Regions from separate parts of the Mus musculus genome. Here region 2 is linked to region 1. The links are chromatin loops, found by intact Hi-C in ENCODE. Cell type or tissue: heart. All regions are shown on one strand. Each heading gives the region's core, and the rest is flanking DNA. Links, peaks and the distances in the headings are about the cores only.

Region 1 (14,986 bases), core at 4,523-12,522:
TCAGCCAACCTAGCTTTAATCGTGAAGACCAGTTTCAGAGAGAGACCCTGTCTCAGAGGGTGTGGAGGGTACCTGATGATGACACCTTAAGATTGTCTTTGACTTCCACAGGCCACACGCAGGGACACATGAACACAGATTCTTTAAAAACTAAGGGCGTGGTCAGGGTAGAGTCCCTGTTAGAATCCCAGTGAGGGGCTGGGGGGCGTGGTCTGAGGGGCTGGGGGCGTGGTCAGGGAGGAGCCCCACCTAGAGTTCCCTAGTGAGGGCTGTGGATGTAGCTCGTTGGTAGAGGGCCTTCCTTGAATTCGGGAGAATCTAGCTGCACCTACCTGCATGGTGAAGGGCTGTCCACCCACTGCTGTCCTCGATGTCCACCACGCAGGAAGCCTGGGAAGGAGTGACAGGTGATGTCATCTCTGTTTCCGGAGTGACTGATTTCTCCTGCCCTCCCCTGCTCCCTGCTTTATCTCAGGGTCTTTCCTGTAACTCTCTATGGCCTTCTTTCTGTGTGTGCATGCTCACATATGGCAGGGCACACTGCTGAGAGTGGAGGATAACCTGTGGGAGGTTGCTCTTTCCTTCCATGTGCGTCCCAGGGAACAAAGATCAAGCTTGAGGCAAATGAGACCCACAGATTCATTATGTTTTGTTTTGTTTTGTTTTTGTTTTTCGAGACAGGGTTTCTCTGTATAGCCCTGGCTGTCCTGGGCTTTGTAGACCAGGCTGGCCTCGAACTCAAAAATCCGCCTGCCTCTACCTCCCAATTGCTGGGATTAAAGGCGTGTGCCACCGTGCCTGGCAGATTCATTATATCTCTCCAGCCCCTCAGGCTCTTTTTCTCCCCTCTACCATCTTCCTCTGCTGAGAACCCATGTTCCAGCCCTCCGGATAGCCCTACTTTGATGGCTGTAACAAAGGGGCAAGGCAGGGCTGGGGACCAGGAGCAGCTGGGGTTTGGAGAAATAGCTGGAATTCAGTATAGACAGGGAATGGACATCAGGACCTCCAAGAGTTGCTTCAGACACTCTGGGTGCCCGTACTTGGCTGCCAGGTGAAGGGCATTGTAACCTGAGGGGAGAAGAGAAGAGGCGTGTCCTCCAGGTATTCTCAGCTGCCTCCCAAGCCTGAATGTCCAAACTCAGCTACTTCTTAAAACTGTGCTGTTCCCAGAGGGCTTTTTATTGCTATATTCATTTGCTATCTTTGTTTTTGAAATAATTTAAAAATCCTAAAACTCACAGGATCTCTCTGCCATCTGGTGCGGCGATCAAAGGGGTCTTTTACTTTTATTTTTAACAGGTTCTCATATAGCCCAGGTTGGTCTCCAGTTCATATGTAGCTGAGGATCGCCTTGAACTCCCGATCCTCGTACTTCCACACAAGTGCTGGGATGGCAGGTGTGCGCCAGCAGTTCAGAGGACAGACCTTAGGATTTCCCTCATGTTTGGTGAATGTCCTACCTACTGAGCTACAGCCCCACTGTGGACAGTGAGCTCCCACTGTGGACAGTGAGCTTCCACAGTTGGACCTGTGGTCCCTGCTCTGCACAGCTGATGCAGCCCTGCCATCCACCCAGGGACGGTCCTTCCATAAGTACCTGCTCCATCCGTGCTCATGACATCGGCACCTTGAGCCAGCATCACTTCCAGACACCCCGCCGCACCCCTCATGGCTGCTAAGTGGAACCTAGAGGCACGAGTCAGGGGTCAACCCCAGAAGAATGTCCAAAGCCACCCCAGCCCCAGGGCTTGGACACTCACGCAGACTTGCCCTCGGGGTCCAGTTTTGTAGGCACCAGCCCCTTGTGGGCGATCAACGAGGCCACTCTGGCCACATCGTTGTTCTCCACTGCCTGGAGCAGTCGCTGGTCACTTTTGCCCCAGTCTTGGCCCTGCGGTGGCACACCCAGAGGTGCGAGGGACTGAGTGGGTCGATGTCCTTTCCCCACCAAGGAACAGGGGCAGTTGCTCCGGGCTCTCCCCACCCACCCCTGAGCACTTGCCTGGCGCCTGCCTCTGGCTGCGGGTTTTGGGATAGGGCACCGGCCACAGGGTGGGCAGGAGCTGAGGTCGGTGGGGCTGAGCCGGAGCTGTGGGATAGGTGGTCCTGGGCTGGGGGCCTCAGACAGTGTCTCTGAAACCTGCACCCCCCAGCGTGTGATCCAGGCCCACCACCAGGGCAGCTTCCAGATATCAATCCTCCTCAAACCACCTGTGTGTGCCTTAATCCAAAGCCAGTTTTGAAAGACAGGGTACAACTTTTTTTTTTTTTTTTTTTTTTTTTAAATAGCATGTCTCTTATGTAGACCAGGGTAGCCTGAAAGTCACAGAAATCTCCCAAAGTGCGAGGATTTCAATGATCCAGCTTTGTTTTTGTTTTTTGAGTCAGGGCCTCAAGTAGCCTAGGCTGCTGTCAAACTCCCTGGGAGTCAGGATGACCTTGAATTCCTGAACTTCCTGCCTCCCAGTCCTCGAGGCTGGGGTGACAGGTGTGGAACATCACACCTGGTTTATGTAGTGCTGGGCATGGAAGCCAGGGCTTGGTGGTGCCAAGCTCCTCGTTCACAATTATTTTACTGTCTTAGTTTTTTTGAGACTGGGTGTAACTAAAATTAAAGATCCCCTGCCTTAGCCTCCGAATGCTGGGATGACTGGCCTTTTCCAAACTATCCTCCAGCGCCCAGAACCTCGCTCCGTCCTTCACAGCTGCTCAGCCAAGACCATCGCCCCCAGGTAGCATCAAGGCCTGGCCAGCAGAACTGCAGCCGCTAATGTTTTTAAACTCACTGCCCAGGAACATGGACAGTTCCTGAGTCACTCACTGTCCACAGTGTCCTCCAAGACCTGCATCCCGCAACGGCCTGCTGACCCCACGCCTGCACAGACACGCCTGCCCTCAACACCGCCCTCCACTTCCCGCCCAGGCTCTACAGGCGCCCCGCCCTCTGCCGAACTTCTTTCTAGGAAAGAGGGGAAGGCGCAGAGGGACCCAAACGCCTACCGCGAAGGAGGCAGCAGCACACAGGCACAGCTGCTTCATGGCGAACCGCAGGAGGGCGGGGCCAGATCAGACCACGCCTACCTCCTCAGACACGGGGCTCTGCCCTCCTCCTGTGGCACACCTCTTCTCCAGACTCAGCACCCTTCCTCACCAGGCTCAGGCACAGAGCCCGCCCAGCTTCCCCCTAGATTTCAGGCCCCTCCCACCTCTTCCACGAAAGCTCAGGGCCCGCTCACATCCGTTCTAAGTTCCAGGTTACTCCCATTTTCCCCAGGCCCGCTCGCCCGCTGCTATATAGTGCTCTCTTCCCCACCACCCCACTCCTGCACCGACACGCTCCATCCCGCTGAAAAGGCTCCGCCCCGCAACTCCATGATGGTCCCTATCGGGTGTCAGCCCGCTAACTCCTCACCTCCAGCTCACCTTACTTACAATGATGGACATCATTCATTCAGCCATCACCTTCCAGTCTTCATTCATTCATACATTTATGCCTATCTTTTCATTCATTCATTCGTTCATCCATCGTTTCACACATTCACTCTCTCCAACAGTCATTATTCGCACTTTGCTAATGTTTTCATTCACCCATTCGCTCATTAATTTCCTCACCACCCATTTACTAACGTCTTTTCATGGGCAAATGCATTGGCTTACTCATCCCTTCATTCACGCACACATCCTCTCACCCATTCACTCCTCCAACCTACCTGTCCACCCATCTACTCTTTCATTATTTACTTCGCTCCAGTAGCTCTCAAGTCTCACTCCAAACTTGAATCCCAGGTCTGCCTCGCCATTATCCACCTATGGGACTGACCTAGACCTCACCTGTTGGAGCCTCCGCCCTCCTCATATGTGCAATGGGGTTTCACATAGACTTTCCAGACACAGCTCCGGAGGGCCGTGCAGAGGCTGAGCAGAACGCACCGCCCTGCACAACAGGCCTGGTACACCATGAGTACACAATAAGAACTGCATTTCATTCTTCAGGCACATGCATCTGGACCTGTGCACAGCTTCCAGGCTGGGTCAGAGGAATCTTTAGATCAACTGGAAGTGGGGGTTGCAACCCCCGTTTCTGGCTCTAAGGTGTGTGGGCACTTGTCTGCCTTGCCTGAAATTAGAGCCCTCTATGCAGGACCCACAAAATATCCCTGGGCCACAGCCTGAGACTCTTCTGTTCTACATTTATCAAGTGACTGCGGAATGACTTTCTAGCTCTCTGGCTTCTGTGCATGTAAGTTGGCACTGTAGAAGCTGTCTTGGAGACGGAGCAGCAGGCAGGGACACACGACAGGAGCTGTGGGATGAGAATCCCAGAGAGGCAGAACTTGGGGAGAAGTGAGTCGTTCATGAAATTGCCTTGCACAGGTGGAGATATGGTCTCCCTAATAAACAATAAGCAACTCCTGCCTCTGTGTCCCATAACACTCTAGATACTGGTGTGTCCCTCTCTGCAGAGAGTCCTAGAATATGTGTACATATATACACATGTATATATAAATATATACACATATAGATACATATATATACATATGCATATATGCACATGTATATAGGCACATATATAGAGACACACATATACATACACACATACATATCTACATACATGTACACACACCCGCGCACACACACACATGTGCCACCTTTAAAGAGAGAGAGAGAGAATACTGAGCCAGACACAGTGGCTCTCACCTTTAATCCAGGACTTGAGAGGCAGAGGCAGACAGATCTCTGTGACTTTGAGGGCAGCCTGGTCTACAGAGCAAGTTCTATGAGAGCCAGGGCTACACAGAACAAACAAACAAAAAAGGGAGAAAGAATGCTTTGAGCCCGATGTGACTGTACAACCCATGATCGCAATACTAGGAGACTGAAGAGGAAAGACTGTGATTCAAGGCCAGCCAGGGTTCCCACTTCCAAAACTGTATAAGCCTCCATCACTGCCTGGAGGGATTTTCCTCCAATAAGGTCAGAATGTCAGCAAGGGTGCCCCAGATAAAGTAGTCCCCATTCCACACAAGAGAATCTGGGGCCCAGAGCCCACTGAGCCCCTGCTGGAACCTTGAGGACACCTTGGGAATGAGCTCAGCCTGAGCTAACATCTGCAGGGCTGCAGCCTGGCACTTGGCCACAGCAGGAGAGGACCCAGAGGCCCAGGGCACCAAGGGGCCTCCAGGCAGCCATGAGTGTTCACTTTCTTCCCTAGGGGCTGCAGAGACAAAAGCCAAGCTTCACCCTGGCTGCTATGGGGAAACCAGAGAAGGGTGAGGGTGGCAGACAGGTTCCCGGCGGGGAGGGGCCGACCAGGCCTCCCATCTGCTGCCCAGGCTGGTCCAGCACCAGGGACCCACCCCTCCCTACTCTGTTGCTGCCCCTTCTTCGAAGCCCCACCAAAATACACCCACATTCCAAGCTAAGTGTCTCTTGCCAAGGGTGGGTAGGCTGCAAGATTTTGAAATAATTCAGCTTTTTAAGTAGGTGAGTGTTTTTTCCACAGAGGGTTTCCCTGTATAGTAGCCCTGGCTATCCTGAAACTCACTCTGTAGACCAGGCTGGCCTAGAACTCGGAGATCCAGCTGCCTCTGCTAGGATTAAAGGCTTTAGCTATCACAGCTGGCCTGATTAAGCTTTCAAAAACTATTTTTCCTTAACTTAAAAATTGCATTTATAGGGACTGCAGAGACGGCTCAGCAGTTAAGTGCACTGGTTGCTCTTCCAGAATCCTGAGTTCAACTCCCAGCAGCCACAGGGTGGCTCACAACCATCTGTAATGGGACCCGATAACCTTTTCTGGTGTGTCTGAAGACAGCTACCGTGTAAATAAATCTTTTTTTTTTAAAGAGTTTTTTTAAAGTTGCATTTAGGTGTGTACATGCACACATGCATGGAGGCAGAGGTCAGAGGACAACCTTGTGGGGTCATTTTTCTCCCTCCACCATGTGGGCTCTGAGAATCAAACTCAGGAGAGATGGCTTAGCAGTTAGATCAATGGCTGCTATCACAGAGGACCAGAGTTCAGCTGCAAGTACCCTTCCCTGCTGAGCCATCTTGATTTTTTTTTGTTTGTTTGTTTTGTTTTTCGAGACAGGGTTTCTCTGTGTAGCCTTGGCTGTCCTGGAACTCACTCTGTAGGCCAGGCTGGCCTTAAACTCAGAAATTTGCCTGCCTCTGCCTCTCAAGTGCTGGGATTAAAAGCGTGCGCCACCACACCTGGCCCCGCTGAGCCATTTTGCCAGCCCATTCTTCAGCATGTGCAATGACTTGGTTTCCAACTAGTCTAGCTTTACTGTCTAGGAAAGCAACAGTTCTCTCTCTCTCTCTCTCTCTCTCTCTCTCTCTCTCTCTCTCTCTCATGCTCTCCCTTGCTCTCTCTGGCTCTCTGGATCTCTTGCTTCCTCCCCCCCCTCCCAGCCCTTCCCTCCCCATTCCCCCTGCAGGTCACACCCATTGATACCTATCTCCATCTTCTAATGGAGACAGGCATATCGCTTCCCTGCTGTGTGGCTTTGAGGAGCTTCTACCACCTCTCTGAGCCATCCTTCCTCTCTCAAATGCACATAAGTTCATTCCTTGAAGAATCATAGTGAGCAAAAGACCAGGGCTCACAGAGCAGAGCACTTGGGAATCCCTCAGGAATCACTAAATTCGGACGACGATGAAAATGAAAACGGGGGCAGGAAGAGTTTGGGGGTATCTCGGTGACACCTTGCCAGCATGTGCAAAGGAGGAAGGGTTGCCCCAGTAACCACTGAGACCCTGAGTGGGGGGTGGGTGAGCAGAACTGAACCATGAGTGGGACTCAGTGAACCTACGTGGGCAATCAGCATTTGATCCAGAAAACTGAACCAGGGACCTGCTGGAGCAGCTGACCTGCTGGAGTAGCTGACCTGCTGCAGCAGCTGGGGGAACAGCGGATAGGGGATCAGGTGGAGCCTAAAGGACTGGTGGGTTCTGAGCCACAGCAGGGAGGACTGAGCAGTCCTCCAAGCCTGAAGACTCACCTCTGTTTTCTTGAATCGTGCCCGGAGGGTCTTCATCACACCTGCTAGGGGCTCTCGTCTTGTTTCTGGACAAGGCGTGGGTCGGGTGAGGGACAGGATGCTGGGGTGGTCAGCCACACTGTCCTCACAACACAGCCTGGGCAAATCTGCTGTGTGTCCAAGTTCAGGCTACTTGCACCCTCTGAAGGAACTGTCCTCAACTGTAAACAGAGATAATTCCTCCTTGTCCAGGCAGTCCCCTGAAGTGGGGCTGAGCGTGCATCACAACCAGCAGCACTAGTTCAGCAGCTCACACAGGCTGCAACCTGGAGTTTGTGCAATCATTGATGCCATAAACTCCCCACCACACAAACACTCTTCTCTGTGAAATTTCTATTCACAAAATCGCCTCTCTCCCACACAGAACTATCTACCTCCCCAAACGGAGCTTCCAAGTTCTCCCAAGCTGGGTCTCCTCCTGTACCTCTAACCTGGGTTCATATGTAATGGAGCTACAGGGGGAGACACACTGGAAAGTCAGTGTTTTGCAAGAAAGTCTGGTCAAAACTGTCACTATTTAGGGCAGTTCCACCCACCCATCCATCTACCCATCCACCCACCCATCCATCCATCCATCCACCCACCCATCTACCCACCCACCCATCCACCCACCCATCTACCCACTCACCCATCCACCCACCCACCTACCCACTCACCCATCCACCCACCCATCCACCCACCCATCTACCCACTCACCCATCCACCCACCCATCTACCCATCCATCCATCCATTCACTGATCCCACCTCCTCTACTAATCAGGTTCACTTTCACCCCACACCTACCACCAAGGGTGGGTGACAAAACACCCAAAAGAGTTGTCCACATGCTACCAGTCTGAAGGAAATCGCCACGGCAAGGTGGCAGGGAAGGCCTGTGGATTTAAGGGTTTGCCTTCTGAAGAGGTGACACAGCACAGGTGACGCTGCGCACTGGGCCTGGGCCTTGGCTCCCGCGTGGGATGTGTGCACCTGTCACAAGTGTGCAGATGCGTGTGTTCATACTGTTGCAGGTAGCACCCCTCACCAGCACCCAGACTTCCCTGGCCTCCCTCACCCACATCCCCCTACCTCAGGCGACTCCAGACCGGAACCCAGCGTCCAAGCAGCCTCTCTGGTTACCCGCTCCAGCTGCGAGCCACCAGCAGCAGAGTAGAGGTGACACCCGATCAGGTTGGGGTGGGGGAGCGGGGGACGGATGAGCCAAGGGAGGAGACAAGCTGCTGTTAGCCAGCTTGCTCAGATGGGCAGCCCCAAGGACGGCCTCTCCCACCTCCTTGTGTGCTCCTGCCTCCTCGAAGCCTTTCTTGGGGTCTCCACGGGGATCAGGAGGCTTCGGTTGTTATATGCTGCCATTGACCCATCACATGGCTCCTGTGTCTGTTGATTACCAACAGGCAGAATGGTCAGATAGTGCCTCCCATCTCTAGATGGCCACGGAAGCAGGGCTCTTCACCTCTCTCCTTGCATCTCTGGGCACCTCTGGGTAACACGTGGAACTCGCCCAGTTCTGTGGACCTAACCCTATGCTCTGTGATATTCCGGGAGGTGCACTCCAGAAACTAACCCAGGAAATGTTGGCAGGGGGCCCAGAGGTCTTTCCTCTGCCCAAGAACCCCAGTTTTCCATTCATTCTCTCCTGTAGCCAGAGTCAGGCAGACCCTGGATGACAGTCACAAAGGTTAGGGTATCATGTAGCCTAGCGTGGCTTCGAACTTTCTGTCCCCTCCTGCCAGTGCTATAAGCACTCCGGGCAGGGCTCTACACACTGAGAACTGTGGATTTTTGTTTTGCTTTGTTTGGTTTCATTTCTGGGTTTTGCTGATGTTGTCTCTTTTGAAACAGGGAGTTGGTCTGGGACTCGCAATCCCCCTGCCTCGACTCCTGTGAGTGGCCTCATCACTTTTCTGGCTCTGGTCGCGGATCCCAGGACTGGGGAATCCACTAAGTCAGAGAGGTAGTCTCGGCCAGCACTGAAGACTAAGCTTGCTGCATCAGGAGGGCGCATGCGCTCTGGAAAGAATGCTGTTTTTCACCTCCACGTACCCACCCCACCCTCAGGCACGTATCTAGGGAAGGCGGCTACTCTTTCCCGACCGTCCCTTCACCACTTCCGGCGGAAGCGGCCTCAACAAGGGAAACTTTATTGTTCCCGTGCGGCAGCGCCGGCGACGATGTCGGTGAATTATGCAGCAGGGTTGTCGCCTTACGCGGATAAGGGCAAGTGCGGGCTGCCCGAGGTGAGAGCTGCAGTGTTCGAGTCACCGAATGACCCCAGACGGGGAGCGGCCGGGCGAAGCGGGGCATTGTGGGAACAGCATGAAACATAGAGTCTAGACAATGGGAGGGACTTCCCTGGAAGGAGGGGGCGGGAAGTGACACCCACTGCTCAGGCTGGGTGACACGGAGGAACCTGGGTCAGGGAAGGAGTGAGGGGCTAATGGGAACGAGACCAAATCGTCAGGTCAGGGAGTGGACGTCTTAATTGTCAGGGAAAACCTGGAGCTGTGGGAAGATCTGCAGGGCCGGAAGCTGGCACCCTTTCCTGGGGGCATCCCTGTACCCCACTCTGTACTCCTCCCTGAATCTGGGCCAGATGGATCCTGAGTGTGGGGCTGTCAGTCTTTGTTGTTTCTGAAGGGGTGTAGTAGGGTGGAGGGTTCTCTCTTTGTAGCCCAGGCTGGCCCCGAACTCACAGGAATCTTCCTGCCTCTGCCTCCCGAGTACTGGTGTTAAAGGCCTGCGACACCATGCCCTGCCTGCCTCATGTTAACGGAGCCCCTAGACAAGTAGAGCTGCATCTTGATTTAGGGGAGAGAGGTGGGTTATCTAAAGTCCAGGATGGGGGATGACGTCAGTGGGGAGGTCACGTGGGCCACAACCAGACCAGGACAAAGGAGTGGCTGCCTGCAGGAACAGCACTCTGGGAAGAGGGCTCGGCATGTGCAAAGGCCCTGGGGTAGGACACAGCGATGTGTTAAGAGTGTGGCTGGAACTGAGGGATGTTGAGAAGGGGCAGACAGAGCATTGACCCACAGGAGGCCTGCCACTTGGGAGGTCACGTGTTGCCTCCTCCTGCCCTCTGACCCTACAGATCTTCGACCCACCAGAGGAGCTGGAACGCAAGGTGTGGGAGCTGGCCCGGCTAATGTGGCAGTCCTCCAGCGTGGTTTTCCACACGGGCGCCGGCATCAGCACCGCCTCTGGCATCCCCGACTTCAGGTCGGTGAACAATGAGGGGAAACTGAGGCAGGGCTCTTGCTGATACACCTCTAGGGACTAAGGTGAGGTGGCAGAAGGACCTTTCAGTTTTCCTATGTCTCTGAAAGGCCCAGCAAAAACTCCACTTGCCCAAGGATCAGAGCATGCCCACATAATGTAGTAGCTGCAAGGCATGCTGGGAAATGTATTCATGCAGCTCGGCCAGCCACTGGGTTTTCTAGGGTCAGAATGACTCAATGTTGTGGAGTGACTAGCTCACCCATAACCTTCGGTGGCAGCCTATGACCACTGTAAAGCATTCTGGGAACCCGCAGCCGGTCTTAACCAGTACTCAGCCCCAGCTCCACTAGCTCCCCTGCCTTTGTTTACCCCCAGACCCTCAGCCCCTCCGCCTCTTTCATGAAGACGTCCCATGCTCTTTAGAATTCTTGCCTACCCGGCAGTCATTGTCTCCACCACAGGATACAGAACCACCCTAAGAACGGGGCTGGGGCCAGCATGGGCTGACTTCAGCATTAACAGGAAGAGCCCACAGCCTGGAAAATGAATGTTTGACCTCTGTGCCTGTCCTCCTCTGCTTGCTATCCTCAGAGGCCCCCATGGCGTGTGGACCATGGAGGAACGCGGCCTGGCCCCCAAGTTTGACACCACCTTCGAGAATGCTCGGCCCTCGAAGACCCACATGGCCCTGGTTCAGCTAGAACGCATGGGCTTCCTCAGCTTCCTGGTCAGCCAGAACGTAGACGGGCTGCACGTGCGCTCGGGCTTCCCCAGGTCCGATGAGTCGGCCGGGGGGCTGGGGCTCAATTGCATCTCTTCCTCCTTATTGGACCAGGGTGCCCTAGCTCAGGGGCATTTATTAGGGATGCAAAGAGGGGGAAGGCTCGGAGCCCAAAGCCGGGCAGTACTTGGTCAAATTGGGGGGATGTAGGCAGGGTTCCACCCCTCACTGGGGTGGGGTGGGGAGGTTGGCAGGGGCTTTAGGGCCAACTGACTGTTGCGGCAGAGGGCGAGTACATGACAGAATTTCTCCATGTCTTGGCTACCCTGGGACTTGCCCTGTAGATCAGGCTCACAGAGATCCACTTGCCTCTGCCTCCCAATGGAGGGATTAAAGGGGTGTGCCGCGGCTAGCCAACAGGTTTTTTGTAGTGGGGAGGAGGTATTTGTGAGTTTGTGAAGACACCGTCAGACAGCTATGCATGCAACAGTTCCTCAGAATGGGACAGGCTGGGACATCCTCCAGGAAAGAGAAGTGGACGCCCCTTGTGAGTGAGCCCCCTAGGAAGGCTTTCTGGAGGAGGAGGCAGACTGAGCAGCTGGTCCAAGCCCCAGGATCTGGGAAGGGTCCTTACTGGCATCTTCTTCTGCAGGGACAAGCTGGCAGAGCTGCACGGAAACATGTTTGTAGAGGAATGTCCCAAGTGTAAGACGTGAGTGTTGCCCGTGTAACACAAGACCCTGCTCCTCCCCTAAGCCAGCTCAGGGTCCTAGCATGGCCTAGAGAAGGCCAGAGACAGTCAGATGAAAACAGACCAACAAAGGCTCGTAGACAAATGGGGCAAACCCTTTCTTCACAGCCCCCCAAGGGAGAAGCTGGTCATGCCCTTGGCAATGAGGGGTTCTCCCTGCCCTGCCTTTGCTATGGCTCTGGGCTGGGTGTCAACATGGCTTGCACACCAGAGCCTCGGGGTGTTGAGCAGGACTGTGCCTCCTGAGCTTTGGCCCCTGACTCCCTCTTAGGGGTTCTTTATTCAGACAGGACTTCATTAAAGTTGCCCAGGTTATCCTGAAATTTGGCATCCTCCTGCCTCAGCTTCCTGCGTGCTGAGCTCACAGGTGCGAGCCATCATGTTTCCCTTAGCCTCCTCCCTCCCGCACCCTCCCTTGTGTGGATGCCAGCGGCTGACACTGGCTCAGCCCCCTCTGCTTGTGTTTTGAGGCAGACTTGCTCTCAGAACCTGTACCTCTTTGGTTTAGCTGAGTGGCCAGTGAACTCCTGGGGTCCCCAGCTCAGCCTCCCAAGCTCTGGGGCGACAATCCTGCTCCACCATGCTCTTCGTTTTCCATGGATGACTCAAACACAGAGCCCGGAGTCTGCTTGCCAGGCACTTTCAGACTGAGTAGTCTGTCTGTCTATCCCTCGGTTGTTTGTCCTGCTCAGTAGCCCATGGGTTGAGCCTGGCTACACCACCCCCCAGCTGAGAGAACATTAGAAAATGTGTGTGCACCCTTCCCCCTTTACAGGCAGTACGTCAGAGACACGGTTGTGGGCACCATGGGCCTCAAGGCCACAGGCCGGCTCTGCACCGTGGCCAAGACCAGGGGACTTCGGGCCTGTAGGTAGGTGACTTTCCTCACACCCTCCACCTGTGAGGAGGTGGGCGCCCCCTGACTCCATTCCCTGACTGCCACAGAGGGGAGCTGAGAGACACCATTCTGGACTGGGAGGACTCGTTGCCTGACCGGGACCTGATGCTCGCTGATGAGGCCAGCAGGTGGGACCCCACACTCCCCAGGTGGAAATGGGTGGGGATGGCTACGCAGACCTCCACAGAAGGTCGAAACTCGGGTGGGACAGCAGGGTTGTCCCCATCACCCCCAGCCCAGGGCCCTGGGCACCATAGGTGCAGAGGAGAAGCTGAGACACAGAGTGAGTGGAAGGTTTCTTCGCGTTCCTGCTTTCAGGTTTTTGTGGTAGTGGGGAGAATCCTGGGCCTGTGTGCACTAAACAAGCCCTCTGCAGAATCAGCCCCTTCGCTGGAGGATTCTAGGCAAGAGCCCCACCCTGACCACGCCCCCATACCTAACTGGGAACTTTAGGTGGGGGCTTCGTCCTGACCACGCCCCCAGTACCTAACTGGGGCATTCTAGGTGGGGCTCCGCCCAGACCACGCCCCCCAGTACCTAACTGGGGCATTCTAGGTGGGGCTCCACCCTGACCTCCAGCTTTGAGTCATTTCACCATACAGGAATATTTGCTTTCCTTTTTTGAGAGAAGGTCTGCTGTGTAGACCAGACTGGCCTTAGACTCAAGAGGTCTGTCTACCTTCTGAATGCTGGAATTCAATGCGAATGCAGTTCGCTCAAAGCTTGAACCTTTTGATCCTCCTGCCTCAGCCTGTGGAATAGCTAGGACAACAGGCCTGTGCCACCCAGCCTGGTTGTCGTTAATTTTTAAAAAACTGGCCGGGTGGTGGTGGCGCATGCCTTTAATCCCAGCACTTGGGAGGCAGAGGCAAGCAGAGTTCTGAGTTCTAAATTCGAGGCCAGCCTGGTCTACAGAGTGAGTTCTAGGACAGCCAGGACTATACAGAGAAACCCTGTCTTTTGTTTGTTTTGTTTTTTGTTTTTTGTTTTTGTTTTTCGAGACAGGGTTACCCTGGCTGTCCTGGAACTCACTTTGTAGACCAGGCTGGCCTCGAACTCAGAAATCCGCCTGTCTCGGAGAAACCCTGTCTTGAAAAAACAAAACCCAAAACTGGACAGTGGTTTACAGTGAGACACCAAGACTGAATCTCAGCTCCCAAGTGTTTCTCCAGTGCCTGGTGGGTGGGCGTGAGGGCTGGAACCTGAGGTGGGCCTGGGCCCCACCCACTTCCTGCTCCCTGTTCCAGGACCGCAGACCTGTCTGTCACCCTGGGTACCTCGCTGCAGATCCGCCCCAGTGGGAACCTGCCCCTTGCCACTAAGCGCCGAGGAGGCCGTCTGGTCATTGTCAACCTGCAACCCACAAAACATGTATGTACCAGTGCCCTGCCCGGTGCCCCGGTGCCCCCTAGCCCACGCTGACTGTCCCTCCCTTGGCAGGACCGCCAGGCTGACCTGCGCATCCACGGCTACGTGGATGAGGTGATGTGCAGACTCATGAAGCATCTGGGGCTGGAGATTCCAGCCTGGGATGGACCCTGCGTGCTAGACAAAGCCCTGCCACCTCTGCCTCGCCCAGTAGCACTCAAGGCTGAGCCCCCCGTGCATCTCAATGGTGCAGTGCATGTTTCGTATAAGTCCAAGCCCAACAGCCCTATACTCCACAGGCCCCCCAAAAGAGTGAAGACCGAGGCTGCCCCCAGCTGACCCGGGTATGTGGGGCGGGAGGGGAACTTGAAGGAACCACACATGTTGAGGTTTTTGTTTGTTTGTTTGTTTGTTTGTTTTTTATATTCTGGGGACTGAGCCCAGGTTTGCATATCTCACCCTGGTGTCTTTTCAGATTTTTTTTTTTTTTTTTTTTTTTTTGAGACCAGGACTCCCTAGATCGCTCAGGCTGGTCTGGAACTCACTGCTATAGCCCAGGCTGGCCTGGAACTAGCCTGCCTGCCTCAGCCTCTACTGTAGTAGGGACAGCGGGCAGGTACACCATGTCCAACACAGCTCCTTTCTTCAAAGTCTCACTGTGTCCCTTGTCCAGGTCCTTCCAGGGAATCTCAGGGCATGGGGAATCCCACACATGTGGAAGAGGCCGTGTCCCAGGGATCCACGTGCCTCTCTACCAATCACACCCGCTCGTGACTCAGGATGTGCCCGGAGCAGCAGTCTCACACACTCCACACACCATTGCTGCCCCCTGCACGCATCTCCCCCCCATCCCCTGGCCCTGACACAGAGCCACCAAGGGCCCACCAGGCACCCATCTGTGCTAAGGGCCCCAGGCTCCCAGAAGCTCCCAATGCAATAAATACAAAATCCCTTCCATTCTTTTACATTTTGTTACATT
Region 2 (14,986 bases), core at 4,145-12,144, 1.0 Mb before region 1:
GATGAGATCTTCACATGCATCAGCTTTTGTTGCGTAGCCCTGCCCCTCTCCCCCCATTGGTTAATAAAGATGCCTACAGCCTGGGCTGTGAAGAAGAGAGGGGACAGAACGAAGGTTCCTGGGCTTGGGGTCTCAGGAGGGACCACCAGAGAGAGGTGAAAGAAAAGTCTCCATGGGGTAGGAGGATCTTAGCACATGGCCCCGAGGGCTGGCCTGATGCAGCAGGATCAGCCCAAACAAAACATGACACGTGATGTCTCGGGGCTACTGACAGGGAAGCAGACAAACTAGCATGGAGGGCCGATATCTGCCCAGCTCTAGTGCTTTTAAGCCTATTATAAAAATCGAAAGAACTTTGTGTCTTATATTTGGGAACTAAATGATCTGAGGTGAGGTAGAAACCCCCAAATGATATTTACTGCAACACACACAGCTCCAGGGAGCTGGCAGTGTGGACCGTGAAGGAACACCACATACACATCTGCTGCTGACAGCGCTACACGGAGAATGCACACTTACCCGTGCGTTAGCTCCTACATGCAGAGTGCAGGAAGACTTTAGGACTAGTCAGAATTTCCAGTTCCTGCTGGGCCTGGGAGGAAAGGCCCATAACCCCAGCCATCTGAGAGGCTGAGGCATGAGGCTCATGAATTTAAGGTCCACCGGAGCTACAGAGTGAAGCCAAGGGTAGCCAAGGCAACACAGCAAGACCTTTCAAAATAACGAGTAAGAAGATGGCTGAGGGACATGACTCAGTGGTAAGCTTGCTTAGCACACTGGAGGCTCTGGGCTCAATCCCCAACCACACACTCCCAAATAATAATAAAAATCTGGGTTCATTTTTAAATCATTTCAGTAGTATGACATCAAGGTCTTACACACACACACTATTTAGTCTTGGGTTAGAGAGAGAGAGAGACAGACCACACACACGTACACACACATGTAATATTGTGCCTCTTTTTGTTAATGATTCACTATTGCATCCATTCAGCATGTATTTATGTAGACTCCAGTTCAACCTATCAGTTCTACAAACCCCTCTGAAAGTTGGGCCGGCATATTTCCCACTTTCACCAGCAGGTCCCTGGCACCCTGTAGTTGGTAAAGGCTTTAAGATAGGTCTACCTGTCCTGTGAGTAGAGGCCCTTCTGCAGTGTCCCTTGGATCTTTGAGTGGTAAACCAGACTTTCATTTCAACTCCCATGGACTGCCATCAGCCCCCGTCAATCTGCTCAAAGATGTACCATAATACAGCCGTCGAGTGGGAAGGCGGGCTGAAGACAGAATCTCTTGCCTAAGTTCAATGTCCATTTGCCACTTAGAGGCAAGCTAATTCTTCGCCAGGCAGGGCTAATACCTAAATCTCCATTCCTTTTACCTGCGAAGACCTTGCCATTTTGTTTTTCTTAGCTTTCTGCGAAGAGTCTAAATCCCCAAACCTATACTTTGTCAGGCCCGCCCTGACATCCCCATTACCACTAAGGGACAATTTTAAAGACCATCCCAGAATGAAAGACATCTACAGATTGACTTCTTAGCGTGTTATACACACTCCACAGCAATAGTATCTATCCCGCGAGGATGAGAAGGACCCCGCAGCAACCGCGGCCACAGGGTACCCGCTTCGCCTTTACAGTCCACGGTGACGGAGGGTGAAGAACCGCGCGGGCGGAGGCTGCGGCCGGGCACACACCACCTTTTAAAGCTCGCGGGTACGGGAGGCAGAGGACGTGCGCGGACCTGGGAGGGGGGGGGGACGTGTGGGGAGCGGGGAGGTCCCCACTGCGCACGCGCAAGCCGGCCTTTGTGCGGGCCGCGGCCCTGACCGACCCCAGCCGCGAGCGCCCGCGTTACCTGCGCGCGGCCTCTGCGTCCATGGCGGCGCCGCCGAGGGTACGGCCACTCCTGCCGAGCCCACGGGCGCCCGCTCTGCCGCTCAGCGCGCGGACTCACCACAGGATCGGGGCGGCCGGTGGATGGACGGCGCTGGCCTCGGCCCCTCCCACGCTGCTACATCACCGCGGCGAGTCCCCAGCGCACTTCCGTCCCCCTCCGAGGAGGCCGGCGGCCTCGCCATCACGTGATGCTGGCCAGGCCAATGGCGTGTCCTTTTCGGGGCGCCCCGACCGCCGCTTAGCCTTTCGGGAAACGTGGATCTCGGCGAGGATGGGGAGCGCCCGGCTGACGTCAGCTTTTGTGGGCTCTAAGTTTCCTTGAAGGTGTGGGTTAAGGGTGATGGCCTTTAGGATGTATTATGCGTGGTGGCAAATTCATGTCTTTTCACCTCAAATTTTGTGCGGATTAAAAGCTACCTGACTTGGGGCTCACAGAGCCTGAGCTACCAACCAGGGAGCTTTCAGGAGCTGGACCTAGACCCCTCTACACGTTTGTAGCAAATGTGAAGCTTGGTGTCCGTGTGAGTCCCCTACAAGTGGAACAGGGGCTGTCTAGGTCTCTGTTCCTTGCCAGTGGACCCAGCGCGGACTGGGGGAAGAGGACTGCGTGTTTCCTCAGTGGGAAAGGATGTGCCTACACTTGCTGAGATTAGATGTACCAGAGTCTTACCCAAGTGGGGCTTCCTCTTCTCTGAGAAGAGAAGGGGGCAGGATTTGTAAGCGTGGGACTGGGTGGGGGTGGGGCTGTGAACGGGACGTAAAGTTAATTAAATTAAAATGAAAACAACCACCCCCTCCCCCGCAACTATGTGTCTTGGCTGGGCGACCCAGCATTTGCATAGACAGTGGCAGGCAGAACTAAGTTCGAGGCTGGCCTGGTTTATAGAGCGAGTTTCAGGACAGGCAATACTACACAGAGAAACTCCGTCGTGAAAAACTAAAATGATAATTATAATAATGATAAATAAATATTGTGCCTTACACAAAACAACATTCTTTCTTTTCAATTGTCTTTCTTGTCAATTCCTGTGATGAGGAGTAGGGCTGATTGGAACTGGAAAACCTAAGATTGGAAGCCACCAATGTTTGGGCCTCAGTTTACTAATCTGTAAGGGGAAGCTCTTGGTAGATTACAAAGATTTCCATAAACAGTTGTCTACGTTGGAGATGGACAAACACTCGCCTAGATGCTAGATGCATCTCTGCTTTAGAACCTTAGACAGCAATCTCACCTCGATTTCTCGGAGGTTCTTTTGGTTTTTGAGATAATTACAAAACTGTGTACCCCTGACTTGGCTTAGAGCTTTGCAGCTGTAGTCCAGGCTGGCCTCAACCTGAGGCAAGTCTCCTGTTCACTCTCTTGCATACTGACTGGGATTACAGGGCATGTATCACCATACTTGACTTTCGGAGGTTCTAAGAGTTTGTTTGTTTTTTTTTTTTAGATTTATTTATTTATTTATTTATTTATGTGAGTACACTGTAGCTGTCTTCAGACACTCCAGAAGAGAGCAGTCAGATCTCATTACAGATGGTTGTGAGCCACTATGTGGTTGCTGGGATTTGAACTCAGGACCTTTGAAAGAGCAGTCAGTGTTCTTAACCGCTGAGCCATCTCTCCAGCCCCAAGAGTTTTCATTTAATTTCTTTTCAATGTCTGCTGTGGGTGTTTGGCCAGAGAGTTGTCTAACGGCGTCTAGCCCTCTCCGTGAATCCCAGAGTGATGACACCTAGGCTTTGAGGTAGCCTCTTGTCAGCGATTGTTATCTGAGATTTGAGGGGGTTGTTCCTTCAAAGGGTTTTACAGTATCAGTCCTTAGACGTACCTGGCAGACCAGGTAGTCTCCTGTGTCTGAGAATCTTGGGCAATGGCTCCTTCATAACCCCTAGATCATAGAAGAGGTTTGGGTATGCAGAAGTTAACTTGCTAAAAGTGCCTTTTATGTAACAATAAACAACACTTCTAGGGGGCTGGTGAGATGGCTCAGCAGTGTTTGGGAGTCCTGTGGAAAAGTGAGGGATAGAAGTGAGCAAGGACACCACAAGAAGACCTACAGAGTCAACTAACCTGGGCCCATGGGGGCTCACAGAGACTGAACCACCCACCAAAGAGCGTGCAGGGCTTGACCTACGCTTCCTACACATTTGTAGCAGATTGAAGCCTGGTCTTTATGTGAGCCCCCACCTGTTCTTGGATCCCCTTCCTCTAGCTGGACTGCCTGGTTGGGCTCAGTGAGAGAGGCTATGATTAGTCCTTCTATGACTTGATGTCCCAAGATGGGGTGGTAGCACTCACTTTGGGTATCACCTAAGTGAATGTTGTCAAGTGACTGTACTATGAGGAGAAGGGAGGGAGTAATGGGAGGGACTTGTGAGGGGAGGTTGACTGGGATGTAAAGCAAATAAATAAATAAATAATGGGGGCACTTCCAGGAAACTTGCCACCATTCAGTCCTTGAGAGGCTGATCACTCATCCCACCATGTCTCTCTTCCATTGTCCCGAGGAATCCAGAACACTGACATCTTCGAGTGTTAGGCTTCCCTGTTTCTTTAGGTTACGTGGCAGAAAATGGTGAGAAGCCCGACTGAATTAGATTGCCTGGTTTGTTTCACAAGAGGCGTTGGTTAAATTACAATGATCTCTCCCTTCTGTGATGTGAGCTCAGAGATGGCCAGGGCTTTGTGCTCCATATGTATATATTTTTAATCCTAGGATATTTTAAAGGGAAGCATATCGGCAGCTGGAGTGATGGCTCAGCTGTTAAGAACACCAGCTACTCTTCCAGAGGACCTGGCTTCGATTCCCATATGGTGACTCACAACTAACTGTCTCTAACTCCAGTCCTGAGGGGTATGACATCCTTGTCTTATTTCCTGGGGCACTAGACCTGAAAGCAGGGGCACAATAACCTGCAAGCAAAGCCACATAGATGCATAAAGTAAAATACATATAAAACAGTGAAAACTCTACTTAGAAAAGAAACAACTTTGGGGTTGGAGAAATGGCTCAGCTTGTAAGAGTAGGTGGGACTCTTGCAGAGGACTAGAAGGACGTTGAGTTGAGACAGCATTCACTTAGGCAGCTCACAGCCATCACTAGCTCCAAACTAATGGATTCCATGGGCACCTGTGCTCACACACATGGACCCACACATCCCCATATGTATGTAATTCAAAACTTTTATTTTCCAAAAGGGCTGGGCTATGGTGGCACACACTTTTAGTCACACTGATAAGTTTTTTTCTCCACTGGTGAACTGAGCCAATTCAAACCAGATTAAAATGCATATAACTTCTGGTTTATTGGGAAGCTGCTCTCCTGGTAAGTTTACTGCTCCCAAGGAAGGAGGCAGGGGAAGTCGCCATGGGGAAGGAGAGAGGAGGGGGGAAGAGAAAGAGAGAAAGTGTGTTCGCATGAGAGAAGGAAAAGGAGGAGGAAGAAGAAGAAGAAGAGAAGAAACCAAAATGTCTGGGTTATGTAGCAAAGAGCCTCTGTGGGAAGGGCCGCCCAGCCCCTGGGCTGGAAAGTTCAGGGCAGGGATTCGAGATAGGGCCTGAGGGATGCAGGAGGTCCCGGAGGCCAGGTCTGCTCTGGTATGTAAGATATGCACCTCAGCTGTTTGTTCCTAGGGTCTGAGGCCAGCCTGGACCACATAGACTGAGGTGGTTTGAATAAGCATGATCCCTATAGAGACGGACCATGTATTTGAATGTTTGGCTCATAAGGAGTGGCACTATTAGGAAGTATGACCTTGGTGGAGTAGTAGGTGTGGCCTTGTTGGAGAAAGCGTATTACTGTGGGGTAGGCTTTGAGGTCTTCCATGCTCAAGCTATGCTCAGTGTGGTATAACAGGCTCTTGGTGCCTGTGGATCAAGGTGTAGAACTCTCAGCTTCTTCTCTGGCAGCATGCAAGAAGAAGAAGCTACCTCCCGACTCTGATGAACCTCTGAAACTAGGCCATTCCCAGTTAAATGTTTTCCCTTATAAGAAAACATTTAGTGTCTCTTCAGAACAATACAAACCCTAACTAAGATAGAGAGACCTTGTCTCATAAAAGGGTGGGGAGGGGTAATAAATTTGGAATTTATTTAAATTTTTAAGTGTCTCGTTATACTACTAAGGAAAAGATAAAGCATAGATTGGAAAGAGACATTTGCAGTGTATCTGATAAAAGGCTTGTATCCAAAATAAAGAACAGTTTACAGTTTAAAAAAAAAAACCAAACAGGTCGATTGAGCTGGAGAGTGTGTTTAACACACATGCTTTTCTTGCAAAGGACTGGAGTTCAGTTCCCAGCATCCACATGGTGGTTCACACCACCTGTAACTCCAGTTCCAGAGTGTTCAACACCCTCTTCCGACCTCTGAGTGCACAGGCATGCACATGGTACATACATGTAGGCAAAACATTCAAATGCATGACATTAAAGAGATCTTAAAAAATGGGCAAGAGATTTGAACAGATACTCCACCAAAGGATACAAGTATACAGAAGTCTATGAGCCAGAGCAGTGGATGGTGGTATATTCTTATAAGCCCAGCAGTTGAGAGGATGAGGCAGGAGGATCACTGCAAGCTCAAGTCCAGTTTGAACTATTATGATGCATTTTAATTTGTATTTTGTATGTATGTGTCTGTTTGGGTGTACATGTACCTGTGTAGATAAGTGTGGAAGTCAGAGGCTGACATTAAATAACTTCTCAGTTACTCTGCATCTTATTCTTATTTACTTACTGTCTTAGGGTTTCTATAGCTGTGAAGAGACACTGTGACCGAAGCAACTCTTATAAGAAAACATTGGGGCTGGCTTATAGTTTCAGAGGTTTAGTCTGTCATCATGGCAGAAAGCACTGGGACACACAGGAGTTATGCATGGTGCTGGAGAGGTAGCTCAGAGTTCTATGTCTGATTGGCAGGCAGCAGGAAGGGAGTGAGACACAGCCTGGCTGGAACATCTAAGACCTCAAAGCCCAGTGAGACACCTCCTCCAGTAAGGCCACATATACTCCAATAGGCCACACCTTCTAATCATGCCACTCTCCATGGGTCAAGCATTCAAACCCTTGAGTCTGTGGGGGCCATGCCTATTCAAACCACCACCACAGTCTCTTTATGTACTCCTGGCTGTTCAGGAATTTTATTATATGTAGACCAGACTGTCGTCCAACTTACTGAGATCTCCCTGCCTCTGCTACCCTAGAACTGGAATTAAAGGTGTGTGCCACCATGCTCAGCCTTTTTGAATTTTTTTTTTTAATTTTGAATTACATGCATGAGGGGATGTGTGGGTCCAGGCATGTGAGCACAGGTGCTCATGGGATCCAGAAGTTTGGAGCTAGAAATGGCTGTGAGTTTCCTGAGTGTTGCCAGTGTCCTTCTAGTCCTCTGCAAAAGCCCTACCCACTCTTAAAAGTTGAGCCATTTCTCATACCTATTTAAACCACCATGTTTAATTTACATGTTTAGTTCTGAGACAGGTACCTGGAAGTCGCCAATTGGGCTAAGCTCTAGTGAAGCAGAGACAAGCCGATCTCTTGGGTTCACTGGGCAGCTAACCTATCCTATTTTGGGAGCTCCAGGTCAATGAGACACCCAGTTTGGAAGAGGAATAAAAGGAAAAAGAGAGGAAAGGACAGTGCCTGAGATTCAATGCTCCTGAAGTTGTCCTTTGACCTCTAAATCGCATATGTGCCCACACATGAACAGTCACAGAAAACTTGGGCATAATGTTGATTGCCTTAGTTGTGGGTATAGTCTTCCAGATGTATACTTTCTGTGAGATTATTATATGTCAAACTTAATACCATTTAGTTAAAACTAATTTTTTTTATTATCATGAAGTTAAAAAAAAGCATGTGTGTGTGCCTGTGTGTGTGTAAGAAAAGAATTTACAGAGCTATCTCTGCTTCCATCATGTGGGGCTGGGGGAGCAAAATTGTGTAGTCAGGTTTAATGACAAATGCCCTCCACCCCCAATCCTGAGCAATTTTGTGCCCAGAGTTAAAAAAAAAAGTTATCACGATTCCTGTTACACAATGCTACCTTAATGCTTCAAAATTCTTGCAGTTTACTTAACAAAAATGAACCCACAATCAAAGCATGAACCCACAATCAAAAACACTCTCAGATTAAGTAAGGTGATTGGAGGTCTCTTTTCCAGTAAAACCATGACCCAAAGGTACTGTACCTGGGTGTGGCTCTGTGTAAAGTTTCAAAGAACCGCAGGAACCAGGAGAATAAAGCTTTGAGCTGCTCTCTCTAGAGCAGTGGTTCTCAACCTTCCTAATGCTTCCACCCTGCAACACCCTCAGGATTTTTTATTTAATACCCTTAGGCTGTGGTGAGCCTCAACAATACAATTTACTTTGTTGCTATTTTATAACAGTGATTTTGCTGTGACTTGTAAATATCTGATATACAGGAGATGTGATAGACGACTCCCAGAAAGCGGTCAGTGAGTCCTTCCAAAGGTGTCCGATTTGCAGGTTAAGAAGAGGAGCTGTAGTGTGACCTGCCCTTTGCCCTTGCAAGTGCTGTGCTGCGAAACCCCGCCTCTTCCTAACCACGTGGGACACGTGCAGTTTCCTTTGTGCGAAAGATCAAAGGATGCTGTAAACATCACAGTTGCCAGGAATGGCAAACGCAGGATTGGGACAGTGACCAACCAGGAGCTAGGATTCCAGGCTGGCTAAGGGGTGGAAACGGTCAATTCCCCCCCCCCCCCCCCGCCCAATTCCAGCCCCAAGTCCGTCAGAAACAATCGAGTGCGCCTGCGCGAGTATTGCCTCCGCTTTCCGCTCCGTCGCTGCGTCGGACCCTGTACTTTGGTTCCTGCCCGCTGGAGGTCCGTCCTGGTTCTAAAGCGACCCTGTGACCTGTCTCCCTGCGCGCGTGCACTCCGCGGTACAGTCTCGTGCGCGCATAGTCGTGGGAAGGAACGAGGGGCTCCAGCGTCTCCCTGAGTGGCTGAGGGAGCGAGGAACCGCCGAGCCCTCCTTCCCCTGCTCGGCGGGCGCAGGCTGCAGCTAGCAGGTGCCCCGCTCGCTGGTCGCGGGGGAGGAAGTTGCGGGGGCACCCGAGGTGGTGTTGCGACTCAGCCACCCAGGGTCAGCGGTCAGGCCATCTGAAGGCTACCCAGCCCTCTAACGCTGTGCCCTTTCCGTCCCCGCCAGCTCTCCACCATGCCCGGGGGCGTACCCTGGTCCGCCTACTTGAAAATGCTTTCCTCCAGCCTCCTGGCCATGTGCGCCGGGGCCCAGGTGGTGCATTGGTACTATCGGCCTGACCTGGTGAGTGCTGTAGGGCGCGTGCCCATCCTCGGGGTGAGACCCTCGCGTTCAGTCCACTTTGCTCAGTCCCTCTTGACTTTTAGATTGTCCCCAGTGTTTGGATACCTAGCTCGCTCTTAACACTCAAGAGTGTGTCTAATAGTTGTGGTGAGCCAGCCTGGTCTACAGAGCGAGTTCCAGGGCATCCGGGGCTACACAGAGAAACTGTATCGCGGGAGTGGGATATCTATATCTATATCTAAATCTATATCTATCTATATGCTTATAGATAGATATATGCATATCTTAGTGAAACAGAAAGTGTCACGAACTTTCAATGGAAATGCAGTTTTGTGTCTCGTTTCTGCAGGAGTAGTTGCCTGCCGCACTTTACCGAGGAAATAATGCCTAGAATTTGATCCTGTGAGGTTGACTTGATTCATCTCATTACTATTGGAGATGTGCAAGGGTTGTTACCAGCAGCTACCTGTAGTTGGGGAGAAAGCAAAACAAAACCAGTCTCTAAAATGAGCGGTACTAAGGGTCCTAGGCCACCTCAGACTGGTTAGTAGAGAATCTTTACTGATAGGCGTAGAGGCCAAGGTGGCTGGCTGCTATAGGATGCTGAATGCTTTCCTATTATTTAAGGGATTTATGTCCATTACCTACCTTGTCTTTTGCAATTATTCCAGCCACCACTGTTATAACTGAAAGGTTTGGGGAGAGAGCAGAGGAAAGGAGACCGTGGTGGCTGCCCAAAGTTGGCACTCAGTGCTGCCTTAGGGAGAACAGCTAAGATGCTTTGTTTTAGGTGTCCAGCATAACTCACTCATTAGGACAGCAAAAGAGACAACTGTATTCTCATAGTTCTTTAGGCTGAACCCCAGGTCTCATCCTAATTCATCTCTTATTGTGTGCCTCAGCAAATGCCACTGGGTAAATATGGACAATACATCCACATCTGTCCACATCGATCACCACACTGCCTACCCTAGCCAAGCCACCGTCAGTTTCTCTCTTCAGTTAAGACAGTAGCTTCCTGCCCATCTTCTGCCCTCCACTCCTGCTTTCCCTGAAACGTCTCAACAGAGCTTCCATCGCTCTTTTTTATCCTGGAGTCAGGCCATGTCGTTCTCCTCAAAACTCACCAGTATCTTCCTGCTTCCAAAGCAAAAGCCACGGACTCTTTATGTCCCTCCCACTGTCCACCAACTAAGCTTTCTAACCTGCTGAACACTGTGTCAGCTGTACCGATGACTTCCTTGAACTGAAGACATAGTCTTTGGTTTGGTCCTCTGCCCTTGTGATCCTATTAGCCTGAAACAAGACTGTTTCCACATCCTCCTCCCTCCTCCCCTCCTTCCCTCCTCCCCTTCCTCCTCCTCCTCCTCCTCCTCTTCCTCCTCCATGTTCTGAAGTGACCCTCTGAGCCAAAAGCCTGTGTAGAGGTGCTCATTTTCTAACAACCAGAGAAATGCAATCTGCAGTCAGAACCACTACTCTGCTGGCCATAATGAAACAGCAGTTGTCAAGGACAGGGAGAAATTGGAACCTTCATACGCTACCCTTGGGAATAGAATATCACACGGCTGTTTTTATATGTAACTAGTCTGCTAGTTCCTCAAACAGCATATATGTTCCTGCAATTCCCAGTTTAGTTTTCTCCCCAACAAACACTAAGACATCTGTCATACTTACTTGTTTGATTCTGTACATGTTCATAGGTGGGAACAATTCAGATACCTGAATACCTATGGAAAACATGTACATCTTTATAAGGGAATAGCATTCAGTGATCCTACATGAATGAACTTTGCAAACACTACATGAAAATATTGAGCAATAAAAGACCACATGATATATGGTGGGCAAATATATATGGACAGAGTTGGCTTGTGGGGACCACTTGGGAATGGAATAGGAGTTTCTTTTGAAGCAGTAAAAAGATTCTACAATTTTATTGTGATAGACTCACAGTTCCAATTCTACTGTACTGAAAACCATTGTTTTTGTACCTTTGTGGTGCTGGGAATCAAACTCTGTCATATACATTCTGCACCCATTTCCCTCTGTCTTTCTGAAAGGTAGAATTGTGTGTTGCTCATGTATGACTTTATGCACATCACATGCTGGCTGCTTCCAGTCTTTTGGGTACATTAACTACCAATAGTTATTTCCTAGGCCTGGTGCATGGCAGAGAGTTAGCAAATATTGTGGGAATGGATTTTCAAATGTTGAATTCTCATTTGAAATCACAGTTGTGAGTCAGTTGGATTTATCCCTGTGCATCCTCTAGGACTTGAGATTTGCCAGGACGATCTATTCAAGACAGCAAGAAATTCAGATCAATCAGGAGTCTTCATAAAAATGGCCTGGTACTGAGTAGCATGCACGAGGCTTTTGTTTTTTCTAAAGCTTTTTAGATCATATTGAAGTGTTGTTTCAGAATGTGATGGTATCTGTTTTTTGGCTTTTGTTGTTGTTGTTGTTGTTGTTGTTGTTTTTTTGTAGACAATACCTGAAATTCCACCAAAGCCTGGAGAACTCAAAACGGAGCTTTTGGGACTGAAAGAGAGACGCCACGAACCTCATGTTTCACAGCAGTAGAAACTTCAAAATAACAGCTGTGCCAAGAATTCTGTGAATAATGTTTCAAATATGTATTTTAAAATTTATTAAGTAAAACTACTTTTTAAAACACCGAATTTAGGGGGCTCAATGGCTCAGAGGTTAAGAGCACTGTCTGCTCTTCCAGAGGTCCTGTGTTCAATTCGCAGCAACCACTTGGTGGTTCATAACCATCTATGAGTTGTACCCTGTTCTGGCCCGCAGGCAGAATGCTGTATACATAATAAATCTTAATATTTTTTTAAAGATAGTCTTACTATACATTCTTGGCTCACCTAGAATTTGCTGTGTAGATCAGGCTGGTCTCCAGTTCACAGGATCTGTAGGTGTCTTAGTCAGGGTTTCTATTCCTGCACAAACATCATGATCAAGAAGCAAGTTGGGGAGGAAAGGGTTTATTCAGCTTACACTTCCACATTGCTGTTCATCACCAAAGGAAGTCAGGACTGGAACTCAAGCAGGGCAGGAAGCAGGAGCTGATGCAGAGGCCATGGAGGGATGTTACTTACTGGCTTGCTTCCCCTGGCTTGCTCAGCCTGCTCTCTTATAGAACCAAGACTACCAGCCCAGAGATGGTACCACCCACACTGACCCTCCCCACCTTGATCACTAATTGAGAAAATTCCTTACAACTGGATCTCATGGAGGCATTTCCTCAACTGAAACTCCTTTCTCTATGATAACTCCAGCTTGTGTCAAGTTGACACACAAAACCAACCAGTACAATAGGTCTCTACAAAAAGGTCTTGCTGTGTGTGTAGCACATGCTGACCTCAAACTAAGAGTCTTTTTTTTTCCATTTTTTATGAGGTATTTAGCTCATTTACATTTCCAATGCTATACCAAAAGTCCCCCATACCCACCCACCCCCACTCCCCTACCCACCCACCCCCCCTTTTTGGCCCTGGCGTTCCCCTGTACTGGGGCATACAAAGTTTACGTGTCCAATGGGCCTCTCTTTCCAGTGATGGCCGATTAGGCCATCTTTTGTTACATATGCAGCTAGAGTCAAGAGATCCGGGGTACTGGTTAGTTCATAATGTTGTTCCACCTATAGGGTTGCAGATCCCTTTAGCTCCTTGGGTTCTTTCTCTATCTCCTCCATTGGGAGCCCTGTGATCCATCCATTAGCTGACTGTGAGCATCCACTTCTGTGTTTGCTAGGCCCCGGCGTAGTCTCACAAGAGATAGCTACATCTGGGTCCTTTCAATAAAATCTTGCTAGGGTACTAAGAGTCTTTTTGCTTCCACTTCCCAAACAGTGAGATTACAGGTATAAAGGACCATGCCTGGTCCAGTGTCTCTTAAGAACTGCCTAAGAGCATCTCTAGCGTTTGACTAGGTAGGTGCTTATTTTCAATATCACACGAGACCATTTGCAGTGGCTCCTTCAATTATGATTCTTCTCTGAATAAACTTGATTATAATGGCAATTTTTGTGCCCAGAGTTTAAAAAGAGATGTTATCATGATTCCTGTTATACAATGCTACATTAAGGCTTCTAAGGTTCAAATCCAGAGTGGACAGAGATTTTTGAGGCCTCTCCACGAGTGCTGTCCAGAATCAAGTTCGGGGGGGGGGGGGGGAGTTCAGTGTGGGAGACGTGCAGGACCTTGGATGGAGTCTGGGGTCTACAGAATGAAATGTGTCTTCATTAGGGCCAGAAGACACATGAGGAGTGGCCCAGTAGATACAGAAGACACAGTGTCATGATGTGGAGTCCAAGGCCAAGAGATGCTACTGAGAAATCCAATGCTTGTATGAGTGAAGCTGGATATGAACAGTGTGGATGGACGTGGTCCCTTTCACTTCAAGCTGCAGTGTTGTCACCAGCTGCTGCAGAAGCCCATGTCCCAGTAGACTATCCTCTGACAAGAATATTATGCCTTTTAAGATCATATGACGATTTCTCTGTCTCCATATAGGAGACCAGGCCATACAAGGTGCTACTGTCACTGAGGAGACAGTAATGAGAGGAGGACTGTGACAGTGGGAGGTGTCATGCAAAAGTGATGTGAGGCTCAGATGTATCTAGAAGCTTTATGGTGCAACCACTTCTCCCCTCTTCAGACCTTCATTCTATGCTGGAGTCTTCCTAGTAACAGTCCTGTCACCAAACGACAGCAACTTCTCCCTGACTCTCCCTCATCCTTGCTGCTCAGTCTTGAACTAAAGAGCCTAGAGGAGGGCCTCTACAGATCAGTCAGTGGGTGTCCCCTGACCACTGCCACTGCATTTTCTAGGGATTGTGTTCTAAGTGTGGGGTGTCTGAGAGAGCTGGACTCCCAGCTCTTGGGATGCAGCCTGTTCCTCATTTCCTGGACTGTGCCTGCTCCAGTCTTCCTCTTGCATCATGGAAGCCATTCTTCCCTTCACAGGCCTGACTTAATTCTTACCCACAAGGAGGAAGGGTGAAGATTGGCTCTGATATGTGACCCCAGCTTCTAGACTGTCTATGTGAAGTGGTATTATCTGACCTTTTCTCAGATGCCATTCTATAGTCATAGTGATGTGCAAGGCTCTAGCTAGGTGCTAGATCCCAGGATCATTAGTGTCATGGACAACTTGTGCCCAAGGAGCTAACACACTGACACAGTCCAGGACATCCAGGAAGACGAAGTTGGTGAGGTAAGTCCACTTGAAAACAGGTAAAAAGGCAGTAATGAAACTGGTAGTTCCCATCCTAGAACAAGTTGTTGGCAAACACTGTCCCTAAGTAGACAGTTCTGCTGGGCTAAGTGTGGAGAGAAAGAAGACCTGACACAGAGGACTATGGGAACAACTATGTGACTGGCAGCCATCATGAATGACTGGACCTGATGAGTATCTGTGATAGAGAGATTTCTATAGACACCCTCAAGGAAATTTATTGTAATTCATCTCTTGGTGAAATGGTGTTTTCCACTCAGATCATAGGTCCTAGGGGTGTTAGGTGTCTCAACATACCAAAGGCCTGAACTCTACACTCCCCTTGTGCTGGTGATGGGAAAGTCAGAGGCCATCCTGATGGCTGGACAATGTAGGAATACCAGAAACAAGAGGCCATGTTCCTGCATGGAGATCCACTCTTTTTCACATATGCATGTTGAGTTTCTAATCAAGTAGGGTGCGCAGATTAAAACTGTCACCAGAAGGAATTCTGGACCTTGGTTGTCCCTCAGCACTTTAGTTTGCATTCTCTCTCATGAAGA

The links. Peaks named below come from ENCODE experiments on the same cell type or tissue, not always from the same donor. Only the 100,000 strongest peaks of a DNase experiment are listed, where the experiment ranks them.
Region 2: a loop joins it to region 1, with 6 times the contacts of the local background. A loop is called at or near these places in 6 of 42 quality-filtered maps.

The regions. Positions count from the first base shown.
Region 1 is chr10:81,621,773-81,636,758 of GRCm38, reverse strand. Sirt6 (sirtuin 6) reads left to right here and starts at 9,193. Exons shown (of 8, transcript NM_181586.4): 1 at 9,193-9,287; 2 at 10,142-10,269; 3 at 10,861-11,043; 4 at 11,643-11,702; 5 at 12,517-12,612; 6 at 12,687-12,767; 7 at 13,887-14,010; 8 at 14,080-14,972. The coding sequence starts at 9,222. The coding sequence ends at 14,346. It overlaps Ankrd24 (ankyrin repeat domain 24), which reads right to left and starts at 3,060. Exons shown (of 20, transcript NM_001374016.1): 1 at 3,004-3,060; 2 at 2,006-2,092; 3 at 1,764-1,894; 4 at 1,601-1,689; 5 at 1,007-1,071; 6 at 333-390. The coding sequence starts at 3,042. In heart, for the core only: no CTCF peak of the experiment used is centred there; DNase peaks (open chromatin) are centred at 8,108, 9,108 and 10,071; H3K4me3 peaks cover 2,062 bases; H3K27ac peaks cover 2,549 bases.
Region 2 is chr10:82,616,910-82,631,895 of GRCm38, reverse strand. It overlaps 1190007I07Rik (RIKEN cDNA 1190007I07 gene), which reads left to right and starts at 8,668. Exons shown (of 3, transcript NM_001135567.1): 1 at 8,668-8,931; 2 at 9,072-9,188; 3 at 11,679-12,045. The coding sequence starts at 9,081. The coding sequence ends at 11,774. It overlaps Tdg (thymine DNA glycosylase), which reads right to left and starts at 2,058. Exons shown (of 10, transcript NM_172552.4): 1 at 1,858-2,058. The coding sequence starts at 1,880. In heart, for the core only: a CTCF peak has its summit at 8,721; a DNase peak (open chromatin) is centred at 8,655; H3K4me3 peaks cover 1,680 bases; H3K27ac peaks cover 1,754 bases.